2 separate regions of the Homo sapiens genome follow, and region 2 is linked to region 1. A link is an interaction called in ENCODE POLR2A ChIA-PET data of the cell type or tissue named here. Cell type or tissue: Caco-2. All regions are shown on one strand.

Evidence for each region. Peaks named below come from ENCODE experiments on the same cell type or tissue, not always from the same donor. Only the 100,000 strongest peaks of a DNase experiment are listed, where the experiment ranks them.
Region 2: POLR2A ChIA-PET joins it to region 1 with 7 read pairs; 1 of 35 experiments calls an interaction of 5 or more read pairs at or near these places.

What each region holds. Positions count from the first base shown.
Region 1 is chr19:47,424,065-47,432,064 of GRCh38, reverse strand. It overlaps SLC8A2 (solute carrier family 8 member A2), which reads left to right. Exons shown (of 10, transcript NM_015063.3): 10 at 1,600-4,048. The coding sequence ends at 1,976. Among named protein-coding and RNA genes, the nearest start is that of MEIS3, 8.5 kb to the right of the region's middle. RefSeq lists enhancers at 2,599-2,893, 3,095-3,662, 3,579-3,873, 3,663-4,231. In Caco-2, a CTCF peak has its summit at 4,611 (motif pointing right); DNase peaks (open chromatin) are centred at 3,684 and 4,614; H3K4me3 peaks cover 622 bases.
Region 2 is chr19:46,886,631-46,894,630 of GRCh38, reverse strand. All of the region lies in intron 1 of ARHGAP35 (Rho GTPase activating protein 35), which reads right to left. Among named protein-coding and RNA genes, the nearest start is that of ARHGAP35, 30 kb to the right of the region's middle. RefSeq lists a silencer at 1,557-1,636. In Caco-2, no CTCF peak of the experiment used is centred here; a DNase peak (open chromatin) is centred at 3,710.

The DNA of each region.
Region 1 (8,000 bases):
ATGTGGTGGGTCTCAGAGAAATACGGAGGTGGGGCATAATAGAAGCCAGGCAGCGGGTCCCCTAGGTGCAAGATGTGAATTGAATCCTCCCCAAAAGCACCCAGGTAGAAGGTCCCATAAAACTAAGGTAGCAGGAAATGCTAGAAACCAGACAATGGATTTCATAGAGAGAAGGTGGCAGGGTGGGGAAGAGACAGCTGTGGGGAGAGGGGTTCCTAGGAAGACGGTGGGGATTGTCAGAGAAGCCAATCAGTGGGTTCCATAGAAACAAGCTGTTGATGTCCCATCCCGCAAGAAACCAGACAGAAGAGTCCATGGAACTATGTTGGGGGACATGACAGAAACCAGGCCAGTGAACCTCAAAGTTGGTTTTTTTGGGTTTTGTTTTTTTTTTTTTTTTTTTTTTTGGTGTGGGGACAGAGTCTCGCTCTGTCACCCAGGCTGGAGTGCAGTGATCTTGTGATCTCGGCTCACTGCAACCTCTGCCTCCCAGGTTCAAGCGATTCTTCTGTCTCAGCCTCCTGAGCAGCTGAGACTACAGGCGTGCGCCACCACATCCAGCTAATTTTTACGTTTTTAGTAGAGACGGGGTTTCACCATATTGGCCAGGCTGGTCTCGAACTCCTGACCTCGTGATCCGCCCACCTCTGCCTCCCAAAGTGCTGGGATTACAGGCGTGAGCCACCACGCCTGGCCAAACCTCAGAGTTTTAACTAAGATGAGGGGGCAGGTGGGGTGTGGTGGCTCACGCCAGCACTTTGGGAGGCAAAGGCGGGGGGCCAAGGCAGGGGTAGGATTGCTTGGGCCCAGGAGTTTGAGACCAGCCTGGGCAACATGGTGAAACCCCGTATCTACAAAATATACAAAAATTAGCTGGACGTGGTGGCGCATGCCTGTGATCCCAGCTGCTCGGGAGGCTGAGGTGGGAGGATCACCTGAGCTGGGGAAAATGAGGCTGCAGTGAGCCATGATCGCACCACTGTACTCCAGCCTGGGCAACAGAGCAAGACCCTGTCTCAAAACAAAACAAACAAAAAATACAGCTAGGCGCGGTGGCTCATACCTGTAATCCCAGCACTTTGGGAGACCGAGGCGAGTGGATCACCTCAGATCAGGAGTTCGAGACCAGCCTGGCCAACATGGTGAAACCCCGTCTCTACTAAAAACACAAAATCTTAGCAGGGCGTGGTGGGCGCCTGTAATCCCAGCTACTCAGAGGCTCCGGCAAGAGAATCGCTTGAACCTGGGAGGCGGAAGTTGCAGTGAGCTGAGATCACGCCACTGCACTCCAGCCTGGGTGACAGAGCAAAACTCCGTCTCGGAGGAAAAAAAAAGAAATCACGCAGTGAGTCCCATAGAAGAGAATGAATCCCACAGAAAGCAGGCGGCAGGTCCCATAGAAAGCCGGCAGCGGTTCCAGTGGCGAGCAGGCCTAAAGGTGGTGATGGACTTTGCCTCTTGGGTGGGGGTCAGGGGTCTTGAGCCCACACTGCCCGCAGAAAGCAGGCGACCGGGAAAGGCTGGGAGGGGGCAGGCGGATGCCCGCCCCTGTGGGTGGCGGCGCAAAGCCCCTCCGACCTGTATGTCTCTGCCTCGCAGACACGTTCGCCAGCAAGGTGGCGGCGCTGCAGGACCAGTGCGCCGACGCGTCCATCGGCAACGTGACCGGCTCCAACGCGGTGAACGTGTTCCTTGGCCTGGGCGTCGCCTGGTCTGTGGCCGCCGTGTACTGGGCGGTGCAGGGCCGCCCCTTCGAGGTGCGCACTGGCACGCTGGCCTTCTCCGTCACGCTCTTCACCGTCTTCGCCTTCGTGGGCATTGCCGTGCTGCTGTACCGGCGCCGGCCGCACATCGGCGGCGAGCTGGGCGGCCCGCGCGGACCCAAGCTCGCCACCACCGCGCTCTTCCTGGGCCTCTGGCTCCTGTACATCCTCTTCGCCAGCCTGGAGGCGTACTGCCACATCCGGGGCTTCTAGGGCCTCGCGCAGAGACTCGTCCCCACCGCCCGCCCGGGGCTAGGGACTCGGCTGCACCTGCTCTTGGACCCTGGTCTCCTTTTCCCCCCAGACTCGGCCTCCTCTCCTGGGACTCGGCCTCCCTTCTCCGCCCCCTCCCCTGGCTTTGATTGCCCTGTTCTGTGTCCCCAGTAGCTCAGCCTTCCCTCTTCCTCTCGGGAGCCTCCCCGGTTCCTCCCCTGCGGTGACCCCAACTCCAGCCCATCCTGTTGGTGACCGTCTATATCCCTGGGGAAATTTCCACCCCAGTCCCCTCCCCAGGGAACCACCCCCAGTAACCATCCTGGGGAGTTTAAGGTCTCTCTCCTTGGTCACCCAGCCTGGCTTTGCCCCCAAAGTCTCCCTTCCCCTAGTGACCCCCCCCCCACTTCACCCCATGTCCCAGAGCCTCAGAACCCACCCTCCCTGGGGGACCCTCGAAGGAGGCTGTCAGAGGCCGTCTCAGCTCCCAGCCCTTCCCCCCAGCCCTCAGGGAGCTCCGCTCAGCCCCGGCGGGGAGGAGCGGGTGGGTGTGCGCGCAAGGAGGCCGCACACCGTTCCTTCCAATCCCTCCACTCGGGTTCTTGGGAGGACACTCATTCTCCAGGCTCGGAGACGAGGGGAGAAGTTTGGGGTTTCAGTCCCAGGGCTTAGCCGGAGGAAGCACATTTTGAACCTGCAACTTCAGACATTCCAGCTCCCCCACTCGCCCTCCACTACCTCTGAGAGCCCAGCCACGCCTTGGAGGGAGGGGCTTGTGTGTGTATATAGTGTGTTTGGGGGAGGGGGGACGCGGGAGGGTGCATGTCTTGGGAAAAGGGGGTGACAGACAACTTTTGAGAGGGCAGCAGACTCCCTCAGCCATGAGAACCAGCTTTGGGGAGGAGGCCGGGAATCAAAGCGAGTCCAGTTGATCTCCCCTGACAATCTGGAAGGTTCCTTTTGCCCTCAGTGCCAGCCAATCCGGGCAGGACCCTCGAAGAGGAGACCGAGGGTCCCAGAGGACCAATGCTACAAGCCAGCAAATGCTGCCACATCTCTGCCTGATGGGGGGTGGGGATGGGTGGGGGGATGGGACTGGGCCAAGGGATCTGGGTGGGCATTTTTAACTTTGGAGGCCTTCCATCTGTCGGTAGGCCATCTGCATTTTCTTACTGTTGATGTTTCCTGCCCAAAGGACACATTTGGGCAGTGCCACCCACTCCTTGGGCCCCTAGGATGACCCAACTACCCCCATAACTTTCTGCTTCCCACAGGTTTTCAGCATTCTATCGTCCTGTTGTGCTCAGCCCCAACATCCCAGACCCGTTACCCACTACCCTTCTCTCCCCCAGCTCATCATCAGTCGCTGTCTCTTTTCTGTGATTTCTGTAAAAGTTGCCATAAAACTTTGAAATTCTGCCTGAAAAACAGTCCCGTGGGAAGCTGGGATTCAGGAGGAGGGGGCTAATAAGGTCTCTGACTGAGATTTGGGCAACTGTTAAACCAAGTAATCTGGGTTTTTGCGGCCCGCGGTCGTCTGCGGGACACACCCACATATAGCAGCAGCGCCGGGGTCCAGCCGCCAAGCTCTTCCACTCGCCACGCCCCCATCAGTAATGAGCTTCCACTAGCCACGCCCCCATCCGTCAGCCTAGCTCTTCCACTAGCCACACCCCCATCCATCAGTCATGGGCTTCCACAAGCCACGCACCTCCACTCTCCATGCCCCCATTCGTCAGTCGTGGGTTTCCACTAACCACGCCCCCATTCATCAGCCAAGCTCCTCCACTTGCTACGCCCGCATCCGTCAATTACGGGTTTCCACTAACCACGCCCCCATTCATCAGCCTAGCTCTTCCACTAATCACACCCCCACTTATCAGTCGTGCTTCAGCCACGCCTTCCTGCTTCAGTCAGGGGCTTCCACTAGCCACGCCCCCATGCATGAGCCACAAACTGTTTCTCTTTATGGGCATCCTGGGAACACAAAAGAGAGACGTTCATTTGCCTGAGCCAAAGAGCTGGGGTTGATGGGGTTTCCTAAATAAAGCAAGTAATTTTCTCAGATCCTACAGGAGGAGGGGTGTGTGTGTGTGTGTTGTGCCAAAGGACACAGCCTGTGTAAAGGTGTGCAGAGTTGGGAGATAATGGCTTTTTCAGAGCCCTGGAAATGGTTATCATGAACGAGGTATGGGGTGCGTGGGGAGTGAACTTGAGGACAAATCATAAGAGACTTTATCAGCCACTCTAGGGAGCTTGGAATATATCCTAAGAGTAAAGGGGAGCTTTGCAAGGGATTTAAGTGGGGGAAGGAGGCAGGCGGTTGATATCACCTGATTTATTTTATGAGACGTTCCTCCTGGCTACTGGGGGCTGGGAGACCAGGGACAAGGCTGGAGCAGGGACAGAGGCAGCAGACGAGGGGAGAGGGGAGTAGGAGGGTGGGAGGGCGATGGTGAGAAGGGAGTGGTTGAGAGAGAGAATGGATGGGGCTGCGTGAGGGAGTTCAGGGAGTGCATCTTGGCAGGAGAGAGGTGGTGTGTTCATTCAAACGGAGTAGCCAGGGAGAGTTGGGTGAAAGGGCTACTGAGGAGTGGGCAGGGTTGGGGAAAACGAGGGAAGGTGTAGTACCCCAGGGCTAGCAGCAGAGGGAGCAGTTGCCATACCTGGGCTAGAAGGGGTGAGCAGAGGCACCCGAGGCTGCAGAGACCTGGGGACCTGAGTCTGTAGAGTAGAAGAGTACAGGCATCACCAACCTGCACTGGGGATAGCGGGGCGCCGGGAGAGTAAGCACCTCGACCTCATTCTGCTCCCACCTGCTAGTCTCCTGCCACTTCCTCCCACCGGCCGCACCCAACCTGAAGTCCAAGGTAAGACAATAGGCCCACGGCATGGTGGCTCACGCCTGTAATCCCAGCACTTTGGGAAGCCAAAGCAGAAGGGTCGCTTGAGCCTAGGAATTCAAGACCAGCCTGGACAACATAGCGAGTCCTCGTGTCTCCACAAACTTTAAAAGTTAGCCAAGCGTGGTGGCATGTGCCTGTAGTCCCAGATACTCAGGAGGCTGAAGCAGGAGGATTGCTTGAGCCCAGGAGGTCGAGGCTGCCGTGAGCTAGGACTGCACCACTGCACTCCAGCCTGAGTGACAGAGAAAAACCCTGTCTCCCCACTACCAAAAAAAAAAAAAAATCGACCTTTGGCTTTAGGCCTTGATGAGAACAGGTTTGTGGAAGGTGTAGGGGCAGACGGTGCACTGATCTGCAGTGGGAGGTGGGGAAATTGAGTCAGGGCATGTAGATCACTCTCTGGAGAGTCCTGATGTGAGGAGGGGAGGTTGCTGGAGGAGCAGTAGAGGGCATTGACTACAGGGGCACAGGAAAGCAAGGGAGGCCTGTGCTAACAGCAGCTGGCAGTGATGGGGACCCCCCCAAGCATGATCTGCTTAAACCTATTGCCAGTTCTATACATCACCCCATTCCACGGAAGAGGAAACTAAGGCTCAGAGAGGTGAAGCAATGTGCCCAAAGTTTCACAGGTAGAAGGGCAAAGATGGGACAGGATGAGTTCCACGATGTAGAATGGGACAAGGGACACCTTCAAATTTTTTTTTTTTTAGATGGAGTTTCACTCCTTTTGCCTAGGCTGGAGTGCAATGGCGCGATCTCGGCTCACTGCAACCTCCACCTCCCGGGTTCAAACGATTTTCCTGCCTCAGCCTCCCAAGTAGCTGGGATTACAGGCGCCCGCCACCACACCTGGCCAATTGTTGTATTTTTAGTAGAGACAGGTTTTACCATGTTGCCCAGGCTGTTCTCAAACTCCTTTGAACTCCTTACCTCAGGTCATCCACCCACCTCAGCCTCCCAAAGTGAACTACTGTAATCCCAAAGGATTACAGGCGTGAACCATCGTGCCAGGTCTGGGACACCTTCATCTTAACAAATGCAAACAAAGGGGGTGTAGAGTCTTGGTGCAGGAAGATGAGTAAGGTCTCAGCTGCAAAGAGAGACACATTGAGAGCTTGAGGCTTGGAAAACATGAGGACTTTCACACCTGTCCCGTCACCTCACCCCGAAGGTCATGATTCTCACCTGGATGCAAAGAGCTCTATGGGGTCAGCTTGGGAGTGATTAACATTGTCCTGGGAGGCAGCATAGTGTAGCGGCTGACTTTCTCTGTGCCTCAGTTCCCTCATCTGGAAAATGCGTGATGATGATGCTAACAGTACCTATGTCACAGGGTTGTCGTGGGGATTAAATGAATATATATTAGCCTCCCAGGCCGGGTGTGGTGGCTCATGTCTGTTATCCCAGCACTTTGGGAGGCCAAGGTGGGAGGATTGTTTGAGCCCAGAAGTTCGACACCAGCCTGGGCAACACAGTGAGACCCCATCTCTACTAAAAATAAAAATTATCTAGGCATCGTGGTGCACACCTGTAGTCCTAGCTGCTCCAGAGGCTGGGGTGGGAGGATCACTTGAGCCCACAAGGTTGAGGCTGCAGTGAGTCATGATCATGCCACTGCACTGCAGCCTAGGTGACAGAGTGAGACCCTGTCTCAAAAAACAAACAAATGAACAAAACCCAAGCAAAACCTAAAAGTCATCTGGAGGCAGAACTCCTTCTTCCTGGAGGGACCTCAGTCTTAAGGCCTTCAACTGATTGGATAAGGCCCACCCATACAATCTGCTTCACTCAAAGTCAATCGATATTAAATGTTAATCTCATTTTTTTTATTTTTGAGATGGAGTCTGGCTCTGTCGCCCAGGCTGCAGTGCAGTGGTGCGATCTCAGCTCACTGCAAGCTCCGCCTCCCAGGTTCACGCCATTCTCCTGGCTCAGCCTCCCGAGTGGCTGGGACTATGAGTAGCTGGGACTACAGGCGCCGGCCACCACGCCCGGCTAATTTTTTGTATTTTTAGTACAGACGGGGCTTCACCGCATTAGCCAGAATGGTCTCGATCTCCTGACCTTGTGATCCACCCACCTCGGCCTCCCAAAGTGAGCCACCGCGCCCGGCTATTAATCTCATTTTTAAAATACCTTTACAATGGCTGGGCGTGGTAGCTCACACCTGTAGTCCCAGCTATTCAGGAGGCTGAGGTGGGAGAATCGCTTGAACCCGGGAGGCAGAGGTTGCAGTGAGCCAAGATTGCACCACTGCACTCCAACCCGGGCAACAGAGCAAGACCCTGTCTCAAACACACACACACCCCTTCACAGCAACATCTAGGCTGATGCCTGAACATGAGGGCAGCACAGCCTAGCCACGTAGACACATATGATTCACCACCACGAGAGGTCCCTCTTTTCCCTTTGTTTCCTCTCTGCCCATCCATCATGCCCCCGCTGGCCACCGTCTTAGGCTGAGCACCAACAGAAGCCAGCCCACAGCAAGGATGGGAGGGAAATAGTTTATTTGTGAGGTGATCCCAGGAGGCACTGGAGGGAGATGGGAAAGAAAACCATTAAAGGTGGTGTTGAAGGCTGGGCGCGGTGGCTCACGCCTGTAATCCCAGCACTTTGGGAGGCCAAGGTGGGCGGATCACCTGAGGTCAGGAGTTCAAGACCAGCCTGGCCAACATGGTGAAACCCCATCTCTACTAAAAATACAAAAATTAGCCGGGCACGGTGGCAGGTGGCTATAATCCCAGCTACTCGGGAGGCTGAGGCAGGAGGATCACTTGAACCCAGGAGGCAGAGTCTGCAGTGAGCCGAGATCACACCACTGCACTCCAGCCTGGGTGACAGACCGAGACTCCATCTCAAATAAATAAATAAATAAATAATAAAGGCAGTGTTGAATGAGCAGGTCACCCTGTGGACAATGAGGTCTCCATCCTGCTGGGGACCTCTCAGGGAACTCTGGAGTTCCCCACCTGAAGACTTTGGGTTATGTATCCACTAACTCCTGTCTGATGGTGGCCCAGGACCTCTTTAGGGGTGCTGACTTCTAGCGCCTCCTACCCTGGTCTGGAAAGCATTCAGGGAAGGGTCGCAGGTGCCAGCGTGAGAGATGCTGTTG
Region 2 (8,000 bases), 540 kb after region 1:
CCAATAAAAATACAAAAATTAGCTGGGTGTGGTGGCACATACCTGTAGTCCCAGCTACTCGAGAGGCTGAGGCAGGAGAATCGCTTGAACCCAGGAGGCAGAGGTTACAGTGAGCAGAGATCGTGCCACTGCACTCCAGCCTGGGCAACAGAGCGACTCCGTCTCCAAAAAAAAAAAAAAAAAAACCAAAAAACAGGATAGAGTGTAAACCAAAGTCAATTACATCTAAAGTTTTTCAAAGGAAAAAATAAAAACTGCTCCAAGGAATGAGTCATAAAGTGATATTTATAAATCAAGAATATCTTAGAAATTTCACATCATTGATCCACTCTCAAAAACTAACCTCAAGGTAAGAATCTCACTTCATCAAGTTATTTTTTCTAAGTTCACCAGATCTAAAGAAAGCTTGACTTTGTCCATGAGCTTCCAAGTAGTGTGGAAAATAATTTTCCTTGAAATCCACAGGCAAGGGATTGCATCCTAATTGCATCATTTGCTCTTTGTTTTGAGGATACTGGAGATAATTCTAAGGACAAGGGAGAGAGTTGTGCTTAAAAATACTCAGCCTAATCACAAAATGGAACCACTTCAAGAACAACTGCACCCTGAATTTATGGTAAAAAAAAATCCCAAATCAGTAGAGAAGTTTGGTTTTTCCCTGACAAGCAGCCTTCACCAATATAAAGTTGTATTTAAGAATAATGGCAGAGACAGTTTGAAATCTTAAAAAAAAAAAAAAAAAAAGAGAAAGAACGAACGAACGAACTTATGTTAAGGCAGAAACAAAATATCCAAAATATCCATAAATAAATGGACTTCCCCCCCAATACATTTTTCACTGGTGAAGATGATATTACAAACCTACATCCCAATCTAGCTAAAGGATCACTTATTGAAAGATTTAAGTCCCCAAATCTACCTAAACCCTGGGATCATTAGTTCATACTCCTATTGGTACAATTCAATTTTAAACTTTTAAAAAACCTAAGTCAAAACCAAGGGGGGCAAAACCAAGGGGGGAGAGAAGTATTCATAATAAACAAGGTAAGTGTGTTTTATAATCTTTAAAGTGCTTTCTCATTTGATCCTCAAAACAATCCCAAGCAGAAGTTGGTGCCCATTCTTCAGATGACAGAATCACAGCATTTTAAGGCTAGAAAGGACTAACTTCCCACCCAATGCTTCCCACTAGAAAAGAAGGGGTCTTGTCTGGTGGCAACCTACTATATTCCCAGGACCTAGAGTAGTACCTGGTATACGGTAGATGCTCATCAACATCACCTCTATTATATGTTCAAAAAGTCCAACCCGAACAGTTTTTGAAGGTGTTAACTCCAGTCCAGAAGTGATATGACCTGGCCAAGACCTTATGGCTGGCTACCTGTTCCCCACACTCCTGCTTCCTAACTCAGGGCAGGCTCCTCCCCCTATTCAGGTTGTCAGTGAAACTCTAAGGGTTTCCCAAGCTCCCCCGCAGAATTCACTGGTATCTGAAAATTTTAATTTATAGCCTTCTCCCTTACACAGGTGTTTGTTTCCTTCATATGTATCACTCTTCACTTAGTTCCACAACCCTTTATTTAGCACCTACCATGTGCAAAGGACCATGACGGTGAAGGATCCGAAGATGAGAGTCAGTGCTCTCCAGGGAGTTATAAGCTGATGAGAACTCTAAAAGGCAACACCAGGAAGCTCTGATGCATGGAGAACTGGACTTACAAATGTTGGGAGAAGAGATACTCTAGGCAGAGGGACCTCATGAACATACAAAGCCTGAACACAGTGTTCAGGAAAAAGCAAGTGGTCCGGCCTGATTGCAAGGTACAGTGCAGAGACGCCCCAACTCAGAATCAACCTATGGAAAGAACTATGAGGACAAGCAGCTAACAATTATTTAGGTGGTTTCTTACTTCTTACTTCCTCCTGATACCACTTTCCTTTATACTTGTCCCACCTACTCCTGGCAGAAAAAAAAAAAAAAAAAGCAGCCAACAAAAACTTCTGAATATTCTCCCTGTATCTTCATTACATACTTCGTACTTTAGAAAATTGCTCTCAGTAATATCTTATTATAATGGACAATTTCAGGATCAAAGGTACCAACTGTGGCTCCATACCCACCCAACAGGTCCATTAACCAATTTTTTTTTTTTTTTTTTTTTGAGACAGGGTTTCACTGTTACCCAGGCTGGAGTACAGTGGCGTGATCATGGCTCACTACAGCCTAGACTTCCCTCCAGTGATCCTCCCACCTCAACCTCCCAAGTAGCTAGGACTACAGGTGTGTGCCAGCACACCTGGCTTTTTTTTTTTCTTTTTTTTTTTTTTGAGACAAAGTCTCGCTCTGTCGCCCAGGCTAGGTGCAGTGGTGCGATCTCGGCTCACTGCAACCTTTGCCTCCCGGGTTCAAGTGATTCTCCTACCTCAGTCTCCCAAGTAGCTTGGATTACAACAGGCATGCCACCAGGCCTGGCTAATTTTTCTTTTTTTTTTTTTTTTTTTTTTTTAGTAGAGACAGGGTTTCACTACGTTGGCCAGGCTGGTCTCGAACTCCTGACCTCAGTGATCTGCCTGCCTCGGCCTTCCAAAGTGCTGGGATTACGGTTGTGAGTCACTGTGCCCGGCCAACACCTGGCTAATTTTTGTATTTTCGGTAAAGACAGGATTTCATCACGTTGCCCAGGCTGGTCTCGAACTCCTGAACTCAAGCAATCTGCCTGCCTCGGCTTCCCAAAGTGGTGGGATTAAGGCGTGAGCCATCGCGCCTGGCCAGTTAACCAATTCTTAATCTTTTGGCAGTTAAGAATCCCTTTGACAATCTGATAAAAACTTGAACACTTTCTCCCAGAAAATAGAATGGACTTACACAAAAAATTCAGGAACCCTGGATTAAGAACCTTTGCCCTGGCCGGGCACAGTGGCTCATGCCTGTAATCCCAGCACTTTGGGAGGCTCAGGCGGGCAGATCACGATGTCAAGAGATTGAGACCATCCTGGCCAACATGGTGAAACTCCGTCTCTACTGAAAATACAAAAATTAGCTGGGCATGGTGGTGCTAGCCTGTAGTCCCAGCTACTTGGGAGGCTGAGGAAGGAGAATCGCTTGAACCCGGGAGGCGGAGGTTGCAGTGAGCCGAGATTGCACCACTGCACTCCAGCCTGGTTACAGAGCGAGACTCCATCTAAAAAAAAAAAACAAAAAAAAAAAACTTGCCCTAGCAAAAAGCCTAAGAAAAGTGGCCAAAAATGAGAGATTGAGCCACTGTTTCTAACTAGGAATTCCAAACTCCCCCATTCACATAAGTAGAATACTCCTTCTTCTGCACAACATAATAATTATCCTTAATGAATCAATAAAGTGAGGGAATTCCTCCATGGTTTATAATCCTCACCTGCTAGTAACAATACAACTTCCATTTATTGGGCTCTACTATGTGGCAGAAGTCCTGGAGGGCGGGTGATAGTTATATCCCCATTTTGTACATCAGAAAACCAAGGCTCAGAGGTATCAACTGACCTGGCCAAGGCTACCCAGATGGAAAGTGGCAGAGCTGGGTTTGGAACTCTGGTATTTTGATTTCCAAAGCCCAACTATCCTACCTCCCACCAGAGGGAAGCTTATTACCATACTGACTACTGGGAGACAGCAAAGAATATTGCCAAAGAGCCACAACCCAATCATTTCCATCTGCTCTTCTAGTAAGTAAACAGTCCAGTCCAAGGGTCCAGTCCAGTATTACACACCCTCTGGGCATCCAATAAATACCTCCTGAGTGACTAAGGGCAAACAGAACCGTATACTGTTGTCGACAGAAAAGTAGAGAAATAGAGTCAATAGTTTTTAAGTGAGTTCCATTTGAATACATGTGTCACAGCTACAGCCTCAGTCACTGTCGTGTTTCCAACTGTACCTCTCCAGTTTGGCAAAGGCCCCAAACACCTAATCTGTTACACCCTCTCATGCAAAGGTTTGCAACCCATCAATGAGCTAATGAGATGAATCAACAGTGAAATTTCAATGAAACATAGTCTAGATAACCTCTCCTGTGTTCCTGTTCTACCCTGTATATCCTCTATGACTTTGGCCATGACACTATATAATAGCTGTTCCCAGGAGACTAACAGCTACCATTTCTGAGCACTTACATGTGTATCACTAAAAGCCTCTAAGGGCCAGGATCTGGTCATTTCATCTCTCTATGACCACTGCCCAGCATGGGCCTCAGCATATAAATACATGACAAATGAATGAATACTTGCACCTAGAAATACAGTAATCATTATTTCAAATAGAAAGACATTTTTACTAAACAATGACAGAAAAGATGAAGATTTAAGAGCCATAATACCCAAGCTTCCAAAAAAGAAAGCTTACATACTCCTCCTTAGATGTTCAACAATAGAGTTCTTTGCATCAAGGACCCCTCCAAATAAGTATCAGGGAAAAATAAAAGGCAGGTCTCAATCTAGAACAGTAAAGTAAAACGGAGACAAAATGAGGCCATGGGGCTCAGTGTTACTCTAAGCCAGTGGTTGTAGTCTTTTTTGGGTCATGGATTCCTTTGAGAATTTGATGAAATCTACAAATTCTCTCTCTGCAGAAAATATACAGACCCCAAAATTCAGCATATACTCATTCTGAAAGCATCATAGACACCCCTGACCCAACCCCTTAAGGGTCTACAGAACCTCAAGTTCCTATAACCTTTGCTTAGAATCTGCACGTCTAGCCATGTCTCACTAGAGGCAACCCAAAACACTAACCATTTAGTTTTTCAGCGGTCACACTGTTAAAGAAAGCTGAAGCAATGGCTTTAGTACTTGTAATGTTTCACCACCCACCACAATGGCCTCTACTCTTTTTTTTTTTTTTTTTTTTTGAGACGGAGTCTCGCTCTGTCGCCCAGGCTGGAGTGCAGTGGCGGGATCTCGGCTCACTGCAAGCTCCGAATGGCCTCTACTCTTGTTTCCTGATTCATGTGGTTGAGCCACAGTAACACACTGTGGGGTGAGGATATTCTATTTTCCCCTACTAGAAAGTAAGAAATTCAAAAGCAGGAGCCATGTCTGATAGTGCTATGTATACCACCTAAGGCGGTGCACATTTTATATAATTAATCGCTGTTGATTGGTTTACTAAAGAACGGTTCTTTGTCTTTGTTTTTGTTTTTTTGAGATGGAGTTTCACTCGTCACCCAGGCTGGAGTGCAGTGGTGCGATCTTAGCTCACTGCAACCTCCACCTCCCAGGTTCAAGGGATTCTCCTGCCTCAGCCTCCTGAGTAGCTGGGACTACAGGCACACGCCACCACACCAACTTTTGTATTTTTAGTAGAGACAGGGTTTCACCATGTCGGCCAGGATGGTCTTGATCTACTGACCTCGTGAACTGCCCACCTCAGCCTCCCAAAGTGCTGGGATTACAGGTGTGAGCCACAGCGCCTGGCCATGCCTGGCTAATTTTTTGTATTTTTAGTAGAGACAGGGGTTTCATCATGTTGGCCAGGCTGGTCTCGAACTCCTGACCTTGGGTGATCCACCTGCCTCGGCCTCCCAAAGTGCAGGGGTTACAGGTGTGAGCCACCATGCCCAGTCCAAGAACAGGGTTTTTTGTTTTGCTTTGTTTTGTTTTGAGACGGAGTCTCGCTCTGCCACCCAGGCTGGAGTGCAGTGGCGTGATCTTGGCTCACTGCAACCTCCACCCCAGTGATTCTCCTGCCTCAGCCTCCTGAGTAGCTGGTACTACAGGCACGTGCCACCACCCCTGCCTAATTTTTTTTTTTTTTTTTTTTTTGTATTTTTAGTAGAGACAGAGTTTCACCGTGTTAGCCAGGATGGTCTCGATCTCCTGGCCTAGTGATCTGCCCGCCTCAGCCTCCCAAAGTGCTGGGATTACAGGCATAAGCCACCACACCCGGCCAAAGAACAGGTTTTAAACAACCTACACATTATCTTTTATGGTAAAATGAGCTGTAAATTCACATAGTACAGGAAAAGATAATGCTACATAACTAAGCAGATTTTAAAAAACAAAACATTTTCCTAAATTGGACCCCTGGGACCTTGAAATATAAGAATAAGCCTTACAAAATGTGCTTTCTCACCTTTATGGTGCTGAGTTTGTCTCCCTGGCAGGGATTTGGCCATCTACAGCATATATGCTGGTACAGAGCAAACCACAGCCACCGTTACCCAAGGGCATGAGGGAAGCTGCTGCCAGTGGAGCCTAAGAAGGTGTGAGCAGGAGCCTTACTTCTTGTTGTGGGGTGTGTGTGTGTGTGTGTGTGTGTGTGTGTGTATAAAATCAATATTTTATATATATATATATATATATATATATATATATATATATATATATATATATATATATTATTGATTGAGGCCGGGTGCGGTGGCTTACGCCTGTAACCCCAGCACTTTGGGAGGCCGAGGTGGGCGGATCACAAGGTCAGGAGATCGAGACCATCCTGGCTAACATGGTGAAACCCCGTCTCTACTAAAAATACAAAAAAATTAGCCAGGCGTGGTGGCGGGCGCCTGTAGTCCCAGCTACTCAGGAGGCTGAGGCAGGAGAATGGCATGAACCCAGGAGGCGGAGCTTGCAGTAAGCCGAGATCGTGCCACTGCACTCCAGCCTGGGCAACAGAGCAAGACTCCGTCTCAGAAAAAAAAAAAAAAGGCAAAGTACTAAGTACCAGCACAATGAGGGTTCCACTCAGCAGGCAAACTCAGACAAGACACTGACTTCTGTGGGTCAGGGAAGGCTTCCTGAAAAAAATAAAATCTAAGCCAGAGACCTAAAGAATGAAAAGGAATTAGTCAAGCTGCATTTTTTGTTTTTTAGGTGATCTTTATGTATTTTGTTTTTGGTTCGGTCGGGGAGGGTGTAGCAGGAGAATACCCCGATGAGAAGTGTATGAAACGGCCCAGAAGCATGGATTTTGGGGAGAGTTAGTCATTCCACATGGTTAGAGCACTGAGTTGAAGGAGGGAAGTGGGCAGATAAGCAGAACTTCTAGAGGCCCTTAGAGAGAAGCCCTACTTATGAACACACTCCCTTGGTGAAGTCACAGCCCTTGGAAGCTCTTGCTAGTCACAGCTTCTATTTCAATTTCTTACTCTGGAATAATTTTAGATATACAAAAAAGCTGCAGATGTTACAGAGTCCTCACATACCCTTCACCCAGCTTCCCCTAATGTTCACATAACCATGGTGTATTTGTCAAAACTAAGAAATTAGCACAAAAAACTAAACTACAGACTTTCAGATTTTACCAGTTTTTCTATTTATTGCCTTTTCTGTACCAGGATCCAATCCAAGATCCCACATTCCAGTTAATTCAAAGGCTTTTAAAAATTCCTTTCTTTACTTTGGAGCACCACGGTTTTATCATTTTCATCAGTTTCCATATATGCTCCCCCACCCCCCATCTTCACCAACCCACTGAGAAGGTAAATATATCCTTTCAGTAACGAGTAGAAGGTACCAAAACTGATGATGTGGAGTACAAACAACTGTTAGGGAGTCAAGAAAATTTAACAAACATGAGACGGATGTACACATGCATACATACACCCACACCAGTTACAAAATGAACCTGGCCTAAGATGCTGCTTCCACTATCAAAGAGAAAAGAAACTCAAAATTCAAGCAGACATGTTTCTGCTTTTTCAGTTTTGCTAGTAGTAAATCCTTTTTAATCTCTCTCTCTTTAAAGATCCCAACCAACCCAAGAAGTCAAGACAAAATCACCTGAACACTCAATCCATCCTTAAAATTCTAGCAAAATCATCTGGGATTTGGGAAGGGAGAAAACAGTGATTCATCCTCTTTCCCACATTTTCACTAAGGATTCTTAAGCATTAGGATAGAAATTCAATCATATCGCAACAATCATTATAAAGACACTTTTACCAGTATTAGTCATACTTCTTTCTGTTACATTTATAACCTGCATTCTAAGCCTCCTCCATCTCCTAAAACTCCCAAATCTACAACAA